Linked DNA regions of Homo sapiens: region 1 is linked to region 2. Evidence: chromatin loops called from intact Hi-C (ENCODE). Cell type or tissue: Caco-2. All regions are shown on one strand.

Region 1 (5,000 bases), 120 kb before region 2:
AACACTCTGGGATAAAGTGCCTTATCTCAACCATTACCTGGATAAAGTGGAAAGTAAAGAACCAAAAAACTATTTAAGAATTCTAGGTGTTCCTGGAAGAATGAATGACAAATGATGACTTCAAAGCATTCTGCATCTGAATGGCAACAAATGCTTGGAACATGATGTGACAGCAAAGTCTATCTAGGTTACAGAAGCAGCAAAGAAGCTCTCAAGACATTAGCTAAAACCAGAAACTGAATTTCTCTATTCCTAGGCTATTTCAAAGTTCATGTAATGCACAGGATTTCTACACAAATTATGGACCCTGAGATAGCTAATTTGTTTACCCAAAGAATAGCTGCCATCACAAATTATAGATAGCCAAGGTTAACTTTGGGATCACAGGTAAAGGCACATGAGACCATTACTAGAGAAACTCCAGATATCATGCAAAGCTCTTTATAACCACTGCTTATGTAGAGCTCTTTGAGGGCAATGAAGAGAGCCTGGCAACAACAGAATTTCTGAAGGACACTTGGCTGGGATGCACTAAAGAAATCTACCAGAGGTCTCCAGGTTGCAAGCCATGATATACAGCCTATTTTTGGTTAAATTATGTACCAATTTTTCATCAGACAAAATTTGCACCAGACAGTATGTGACAAAGTAAAAATAATAATTTGGAAAAAGAATCCAGAAGTTTTATTTTTTTGATTATTTTTGATTTTTATTATACTTTAAATTCTGGGATACATGTGCAGAACGTGCAGGTTTGTTACATGGGCATACATGTGACATGGACATGGTGGTTTGCTGCACTCATCAACCCATCATCTACATTAGGTATTTCTCCTAATGCTATCCCCCACCTTGCCCCACAACCCCCAGGAGGCCCCAGTGTGTGATGTTCCCCCCCCGTGCCCACATGTTCTCATTGCTCAACTCCCACTTATGAGTGAGAACATGAGATGTTTGGTTTTCTGTTCCTGTTGTTAGTTTGCTGAGAATGATGGTTTCCAGCTTCATCCATGTCCCTGCAAAGGACAGGAACTCATTCTTTCCTATGGCTGTATAGTATTCCATGGTGTATATGTGCCACATTTTCTTTATCCAGTCTATCATTGATGGACATTTGGGTTGGTTCCAAGTCATTGCTATTGTGAATTGTGCTGCAATAAACATACGTGTGCATGTGTCTTTATAGTAGAATGATTTACAAAACTGAGTATATACCCAGTAATGGGACTGCTGGGTCAAATGTTATTTCTAGTTCTAGATCCTTCAGGAATTGCCACACTGTCTTCCACATGGTTGAACTAATTTACACTCCCAACAGTGTAAAAGCATTCCTATTTCTCCACATCCTCATCAGCATCTGTTGTTCCCCGACTTTCTAATGATTGCCATTCTAACTGGTGTGAGATGCTATCTCATTGTGGTTTTGATTTGCATTTCTTTCTTTTTTTTTTTTTCTGAGACAGATCCTCTCTCTGTTACCCAGGCTGGAGTGCAGTGGCGTGATCTCGGGTCACTGCAACCTCCGCCTCCCAGGTTCAAGCGATTCTCTTGCCTCAGCCTCCTGAATAGCTGGGACTACACGTGTGTGCCACCATGCCCGGCTAATTTTTTGTATCTTTAGTAGAGACAGGGCTTCACTGTGTTAACCAGGATGGTCTTGATCTCGGCTGCCCTGGCCTCCCAAAGTGCTGGGATTACAGGCGTGAGCCACCACACCCGGACCCTGATTTGCATTTCTCTAATGACCACCGATGATGAGCTTTTTTTCATACATTTGTTGGCCACATAAATGTCTTCTTTTGAGAAGTGTCTGTTCATATCCTTTGCCCACTTGTTGATGTTTTTTTTTTTCTTGTAAATTTGTTTAAGTTATTTGTAGATTCTGGATATTAGCCCTTGGTCAGATGGATGATTGCAAAAATCTTCTCCCGTTCTGTAGGTTGCCTGTTCACTCTGATGATAGTTTCTTTTGCTGTGCAGAAGCTCTTTAGTTCAATTAGATCCCATTTGTCAATTTTGGCTTTTGTTGCCATTGCTTTTGGTGTTTTAGTCATGAAGTCTTTGCCCATGCCTATGTCCTGAATGGTAGTGCCTTGGTCTTCTTTTTATGGTTTTGGGTCTTACATTTAAGTCTTTAATCCATCTTAATTTTCGTATAAGGTGCAAGAAAGGGGTCCAGTTTCAGTTTTCTGCATATGGCTAGCCAGTTTTCCCAACACCATGTATTATATACAGAATCCTTTCCCCATTGCTTTTGTCAGGTTTGTCAAAGATCAAATGGTGGTAGATGTGTGGTGTGATTTCTGAGGCCTCTGTTCTGTTCCAATGGTCTATATATCTGTTTTGGTACCAGTACTATGCTGTTTTGGTTACTGTAGCCTTGTAGTATGAAGTCAGGTAGTGTGATGCCTCCAGCTTTGTTCTTTTCGCTTAGGATTGTCTTGGCTATACAGGCTGTTTTTTGGTTCCATATGAAATTTAAAGTAGTTTTTTTTTTTTTCTAATTCTGTGAAGAAAGTCAATGGTAGCTTGATGGGAATACCATTGAATCTATAAATTACTTTGGACAGTATGGCCATTTTCACGATATTGATTCTTTCTATCCATGTGCATGGAATGTTTTTCCATTTGCTTGTGTCCTCTCTTATTTCCTTGAGCAGTGGTTTGTTGTTCTCCCTGAAGAGGTCCTTCATATCTCTCGTAAATTATATCCATAGGTAATTTATTCTCTTTGTAGCAATTGTGAATGGGAGTTCACTCATGATTTGGCTCTCTGTTTGTCTATTATTGGTGTACAGGAATGCTTGTGATTTTTGCACATTGATTTTGTATCCTGAGACTGCTGAAGTAGCTTATCAGCTTAAGGAGTTTTGGGGCTGAGATGATGGGGTTTTGTAAATATACAATCATGTCATCTGCAAACAGAAACAATTTGACTTCCTCTCTTCCTACCTGAATATCATTTATTTCTCTTGCCTGATTGCCCTGGCCAGAACTTCCAATACTATGTTGAATAGGAGTGGTGAGGGAGGGAATCCTTGTCTTGTGCCAGTTTTCAAAGGGAATACTTCCAGCTCTTGCCCATTCAGTATGATATTGGCTATGGGTTTGTCATAAATAGCTCTTATTATTTTGAGATACATTCCATCAATACCTAGTTTATTATTTTTAGCATGAAGGGATGTTGAATTTTATTAAAAGCCTTTTCTGCATCTATTGAGATAATCATGTGGTTTTTGTCATTGGTTCTGTTTATGTGATGGATTATGTTTATTGATTTCCATATGCTGAACCAGCCTTGCATCCCAGGGATGAAACCGACTTGATCATGGTGGATAAGCTTTTTAATGTACTCTGGATTTGGTTTGCCAGTATTTTATTAAGGATTTTCGCACCGATGTTCACCAGGGATATTGGCCTGAAATTTTCTTTTTTTCTTGTGTCTCTACCAGATTTTGGTATCAGGACGATGCTGGCCTCACAAAATGAGTGATGGAGGAGTCCCTCTTTTTCTATTGTTTGGAATAGTTTCAGAAAGAATGGTACCAGCTCCTCTTTGTACCTCTGGTAGAATTCGCCTGTGAATCCGTCTGGTCCTGGGCTTTTTCTGGTTGATAGGCTATTATAATTACTGCCTCAATTTCAGCACTTGTTATTGTTCTATTCAGGGATTCGACTTCTTCCTGGTTGAGTCTTGGGAGGCTGTACGTGTCCAGGAATTTATCTATTTCTTTTAGGTTTTCTACTTTATTTGCATAGAGGTGTTTATAGTATTCTCTGCTGGTAGTTTGTATTTCTGTGGGATCAGTGGTGATATCCCCTTTGTCATTTATATTGTGTCTATTTGATTCTTCTCTTATTAGTCTGGCTAGTGATCCATCTATTTTGTGAATCTTTTCAAAAAACCAGCTGCTGGATTCATTGATTTTTTGAAGGGTTTTTTGTATCTCTATCCTTCAGCCCTGCTCTGATCCTACTTATTTATCTTCTGCTAGCTTTTGAATTTGTTTGCCCTTGCTTCTCTCGTTATTTTAATCGTGATGTTCAGGTGTCAATTTTATATCTTTCCTGCTTTCTCCTGTGGACATTTAGTGCTACAAATTTCCCTGTAAACACTGCTTTAGCTGTGTCCCAGAGATTCTGGTACATTGTGTCTTTGTTCTCACTGGTTTCAAAGAACTGATTTATTTCTGCCTCAATTTCATTATTTACCTAGTAGTCATTCAGGAGCAGGTTGTTCAGTTTCCATGTGGTTGTGTGGTTTTGAGTGAGTTTCTTAATCCTGAGTTCTAACTTGATTGCACTGTGGTCTGAGAGACTGTTTATGATATCTGTTCTTTTGCACCTTTTGAGGAGTGTTTTACTTCCAATTATGTAGTTGATGTTAGAATAAGTGCTATGTGGTGCTAAGAAGAATGTATATTCTGTTGATTTGGGGTGGAGAGTCCTGTAGATGTCTATTAAGTCTGCTTGGTCCAGAGCTGAGTTCAATTCCTGAATATCCTTGTTAATTTTCTGCCTCGTTGATCTGTCTAATATTGACAGTGGGGTGTTAAAGTCTCCCATTATTATTGTGTGGGAGTCTAAGTCTCTTTGTAGGTCTGTAAGAACTTGCTTTATGAATTGGGTGCTTCTGTATTAGGTGCATATCTATTTAGGATAGTTAGCTCTTCTTGTTGCATTGATCCCTTTACCATTATGTAATGCCCTTCTTTGTCTTTTTTGATCATGGTTGGTTTAAAGTCTGTTTTATCAGAGACTAGGATTGCAACTCCTGCTTTTTTTTTTTTTTTTTGCTTTCCATTTGCTTGGTAAATATTCCTCCATCCCTTTATTTTCCCTTTATTTTGAGACTATGTGTGTCTTTGCACGTAGGATGGGTATCCTGAATACAGCACACTGATGGGTCTTGACTCTTTATCCAATTTGCCAGTCTGCGTCTTTTAATTGAGAGATTTAGCCTGTTTACATTTAAGGTTAATATTGTTATGTGTGAATTT
Region 2 (5,000 bases):
CAACAGTCTAATATGTAGTTTCTCTAATAATCAATATACTATATTTTTGTCTATACGAGGTCACTGTATAGTGCTTCATAATCTTGCTATTTAAACAAGTTAAACTTAGCATAAAGACTAAAAGCATAGGCTCTGAAGACAGACTTTCTACACTGAATCTCAGTTCAGCATCTCCTGACTGTGTAACCTCGTAAGGGTTAATTGTTCTTAGCTTCTTTAGTTTATATAATCAATAGATGAGGATCAAATCAGGGGAATAAAATTAGCTGTTTCTACATGTGCTACCTAAAAATCAATCTGACTCAGTTTTATCTCACTGAATTATAGAAACTGATGATGAGCTTAGTATAAATCTCTTACCATACAAAAATTAGTGGTGTACTCATTCTGACTAATACAAGCACGTATAGTCTTTTACAGCACACATAACCACAGCTAAAATTCATCTGCTCCTCCTACACTGACTATGCAGCGGTTTCCAAAATATTTCATAACAAACTTCTCAGATACACAGGAAGGCATTTAATGCTTACTTGTGTGTTACCTGAGCAAATTTGTGTTCTACTGGAACATTTTAAAATTAAAGACTAGAAGGGTTTTAAAGTATTTTATTATCCTATGATTATTTTAATCTTCGTTGTGCTTTTCAGAAGCTCGAAAGCTTATAATCACCACTAGTCTATCAACACCCAAAAAGGCAAAGACTAGTTATAAATGCTTCCTAGGATTGGGAGATGTTACTACTTATTTCCAGTCTATGAACGATTAGATGAGCAAAGATATCTGAAAGCAAATTATCGTCTGAATGCAGTAATATGGAAAAGAAGGAATTACAGATGTAATTTATCCATCACAAGCAGATCCTAAACACTGATTATGTCTGTATTTTTGCAGAAAATTGAAAATGATAGAAAAGCTTCCTAGCTTTTCTGACTTTAATTTTCCATGTTTTACTTTGTGTAATTTACTGTCAGCTATTAACAGCAGATGCTTCTTGCCTTATTTGAGAACAGCCTGGACTTAAGTATAAGTGATTCTGAGATCCAGAAGCCTACGCACTAGGTCTGATTTTTATGCAGAGAGATAAATTCTAACTTAAGATACTGTACTCATATGAGGTCTGGAGAAAACAGGGTCTTGGATCTCAACCTCATATTAACATAAACTAAAATATAAATATAGCTTAATAAATCTAGACAGCTTCAGAACAATTTTGCTGGGCCTAAAATTGTGATCTAGGGTTAAAATACAGGTCGTTACCAACTGACCCATGATGATTCAGGGACAGCTGCCACAGTCTGGTGGCCTGTGGCTATGTGAAGTCTTTTACTGGGGATTCCCTCTAGTTCTTTTATTCCCACTTGTGATGTCATAATTAATAGTGTGAGAGAGAGGGAAGGGGAAAAAGGAAAGATAAACCACCAGAGCCATTTCTTTCTCTCTTCCTCAAGTATCTCTTTCACTGACCCTGCAATTGCTGTCGAGAAACTTCCCCCTCCTAACCATTGCCGCCACCACCTAATATACTAGTCTCCCTGTTAGTAACCGGCTCCTTGAGGACTGTATTGTTAACATCTGCCTCCCTAAAGTTTGACATAGGAAGTACATAAGTTATATTACTTAAATTGTTGAATCCTTATCACCTCCTAATGGTTTTCTTCCTCACATCTGAGTTTTTACAACCGGTCTCTTGACCATATCCTATGATAAAATGCCAAAAAAAAAAACAAAACAAAACAAAAATTGAGTTTGATACTTTTATGATCTACCTGTTTCCCCATGGCTACTAGTATTTAGAAAACAACAGCAACAACCACACAGCTGAAAATTTCAGAGAGGGGGAAGAATGGGGAGAAGCTGTTCATTAAGCTCTGCAGTAGACAGGGCCCAGGATCAATGAGCACTACATTCAAAAAACAGGCAGGCTGAGTCCTTAGAAACATGGGGGTCACTTGGAAGACATATTGACGACACCTTCCCACCCTAAAGGTTACACAGGTGGGAAGCTTTGGACTCCAGCTCCTCACTGCATACCCTGTCTTTAGATCCTGCTGATTCTAAGCAAATGCCCTATTAAAGACTAGCTTCAGGAAACAGAAGCAGCCCAAAGTTAAAGCTGGGGAAAACTACACTGGCTCACAGCATGAGTTCCAGGACTTTGGGAAAGGCCACCTCCCCTGCACTAGGCAAGCTGAATTTCTGGAACCCTAAACTGAAATTTAAAATACATCTTTGCCACAGAAATAGTTTGACAAAAGCAGCTGGGGTCTGTGACTCTAGGAGTTCTCAAGATTTATGATAAGATAACACTTCTATGGAGCCTCTTGGGTTTAATTAATAACCAGGGTTTCCAAGGTACTGTTTGTACTGAACTATAACTCAAGCATCCTCTGGGCTACTTTGGCTTCTCAGGGTTGACCCGATGACTTAATCACCTTGCTTCTGTGGAAAAACATTTTCTAAACAATTAAACCTTTTGAATATGGCTTTTTATGCACTGGGGAGGCAGCTATATAGTTTATACAGTGACTAGTTATCTAAGATGATTCATTTAAAATTTTTCCTATATGGCCATATATTTTACAACAGATACAACATCTTTGAAAGTTGGTGGCAGCATTCTTTCTGCTATTTTGGGTTCACTCCTTGACTCATTTGTTGACTTAAAATACAGTGATTACTTCTGAGTACTTACTGTTTTAGGCCCTGTACTATAAATTTGTCTTGGATATTCATTTTTATTCTTAAGTACTGCTGTTAGTTATATTTTCTTTGTCGAATCCTTAGAATATGCATATGGAAATTAAGAAGCAATGTTTTCCAGCAAACATAACAAAACAATTAAGAGTACAGGCTGTGAAATCAGATTACGAGGCTCCAAGTCCACATTTTACTGGCTGACTGACCTTGCATGTATTACCTAACTTCTCTGTATTTCAGTGTGTCCATCTGTGAAATGGAAGTAACACCAGTAACTATCTCGATGAGATTTTATAGGGACAAAATACTATGAAAAAAATGAAAAGCACTGAAAACACTGATTGACATACATTAAGTTTCAATAAATATTAACTCACCTTGTTATTTTACTCCATACGGAAAAAATAAGAAAGTGTATTTGTGGAAGCAGCAGAAATACAAATCAAAGTGCAGATTCTTTTGTCATATAAAATCACTTGGGACCTGTTTTTAATGACATGGCATTTCTGCTATATTCCAGTTATAAAAATGTGACTGTTTATATAAATATGAATAGTAGGCTGGGCGCGGTGACTCACGCCTGTAATCCCAGCACTTTGGAAGGCCAAGGCGGGCTGATCACCTGAGGTCAAGAGTTCAAGCCAGCCTGGCCAACACGGTGAAACCCTGTCTCTACTAAAAATGCAAAAATTAGCTGGGCATGGTGATACACGCCTGTAGGACCAGCTACTCGGGAGGTTGAGGCAGGAGAATTGCTTGAACGTGGGAGGCGAAGGTTACAATGAGCCGAGATCACACCACTGCACTCAAGCCTGGACAACAGAGTAAGACTCTGTCTCAAATAAATAAATAAATAAGTACAGTTATAAGAAGATAAAAAATGAAGCTGTTTTAGTTTTCTCTATAAGGAAAAATAAATCCATTTGTGATATGCCAGGTTTTATTTACTAAATAAGCAAGACAGAAGTGATGACAAGTTTGTCAAGATGAGAAGACTTCAGTTTCTCTTCAAAAGTGGTATCTCTTCAACCACCTCCCTTACCCAGATGCTTTCCAGAGAGATTTACTTAATTCTGAAAGTTTTATGAGAGGAAAAATAAACACTCTTTTATTCCAGAAATGGCCCTCCTGAACATCCATTTCCATTCTCCCCTTCTGTCTTACCTACCAGACTCCTGATTTCAATCAAGGCAACAGTTTTTTAAAATAATAATAAATAAAAACAAAACAAAACAAACAAACATACAAAAAAATACTTCCTAGCAATCCCTGCTACCAAAATCAGTCAATAAGAGACTGAAAAATTACTGGCTGAAGCTCAGAGAACCTTTGCTTAAAAGGAGCCTGGCTGGGCTGAGTTATGGTGTCTTGCCTTTTCTGCGTCCTGCTAGACTAAGGATATGATGGCTGGCACTGCAGTGGCCACATTGCAATTTTGAAATAATCCTAAAGTTGGAAGCCATGTGCTCCTTAGGAACTAAGAGAGAAGGAACCTGAGTTCCAATGACTATAGAGTCGCCAAATAGACCTAGACGACTGAAATATAAACCCCTAATTTGTTTATACCAAATGCTGGGGAGGGTAGGGGAGGTGTCTCTGTTATGCAAAGCTGAATCTAATTCTTCACAGACAAAATGTCTAAATCACTTCTGTGTGACTATGGAAAGACATATTTAAGATCGGAACCAATAGTTCTAAAGATGGACAATTAGAAAGCTGGAAAGAACTCAGAGATAACAAAAGAAGAAATGTAATGGTCAGAGATGGCCAAGGCCCTCAGGAATCCAGAGGACAAACAGCCTGTCAACCAAATTAGAAGATATCAGGGGTTATACTGTTTAGTAATTATCAGTAATTTTCAAAACACAAGCTCATAGCATAGAAAGTTTTATCGCTAGCAAAAAAATCAAACTTTATCTCAAAGTGAAAATATTTCAAACATGTGCCAAAAATGTAGGGATGATGCTGTAGGTAGATGTGCATTTGATGATATTTGTATAAGAAACAGTATTAAATAAAAACTCTGTAGTTGCTGTTAGTATAAGTGAGCAATTAGCATAAGTCCTCACTAGAATCAAGCTTGTTTACAGTAAAATTCACAAAGAAATTACTATCCTAATAATCTATTATACTTCAAACAACTCAGAATTTCTATCAAGCCTTTCCAGTTGCTTTTACTTAAGTTGCTACATGCTAATAACTATCATCAGTGCTAAATCAAAGGCCATCTATCTATCTATCTAGTTACCCACTTCTACTGGCAGTCATGATTTTTGGCCTAGCTGTTAACATGGAAAATT

Evidence for each region. Hi-C counts contacts between places; a loop is a spot of excess contacts. Peaks named below come from ENCODE experiments on the same cell type or tissue, not always from the same donor. Only the 100,000 strongest peaks of a DNase experiment are listed, where the experiment ranks them.
Region 1: it touches region 2 in a loop (2.0-fold over the local background); 4 of 110 quality-filtered maps call a loop at or near these places.

The regions. Positions count from the first base shown.
Region 1 is chr3:152,422,064-152,427,063 of GRCh38, reverse strand. The region is part of intron 3 of MBNL1 (muscleblind like splicing regulator 1); the gene reads right to left. Among named protein-coding and RNA genes, the nearest start is that of MBNL1-AS1, 150 kb to the right of the region's middle. In Caco-2, no CTCF peak of the experiment used is centred here; no DNase peak of the experiment used is centred here.
Region 2 is chr3:152,305,547-152,310,546 of GRCh38, reverse strand. All of the region lies in intron 2 of MBNL1 (muscleblind like splicing regulator 1), which reads right to left. Among named protein-coding and RNA genes, the nearest start is that of MBNL1-AS1, 38 kb to the right of the region's middle. In Caco-2, no CTCF peak of the experiment used is centred here; a DNase peak (open chromatin) is centred at 2,382.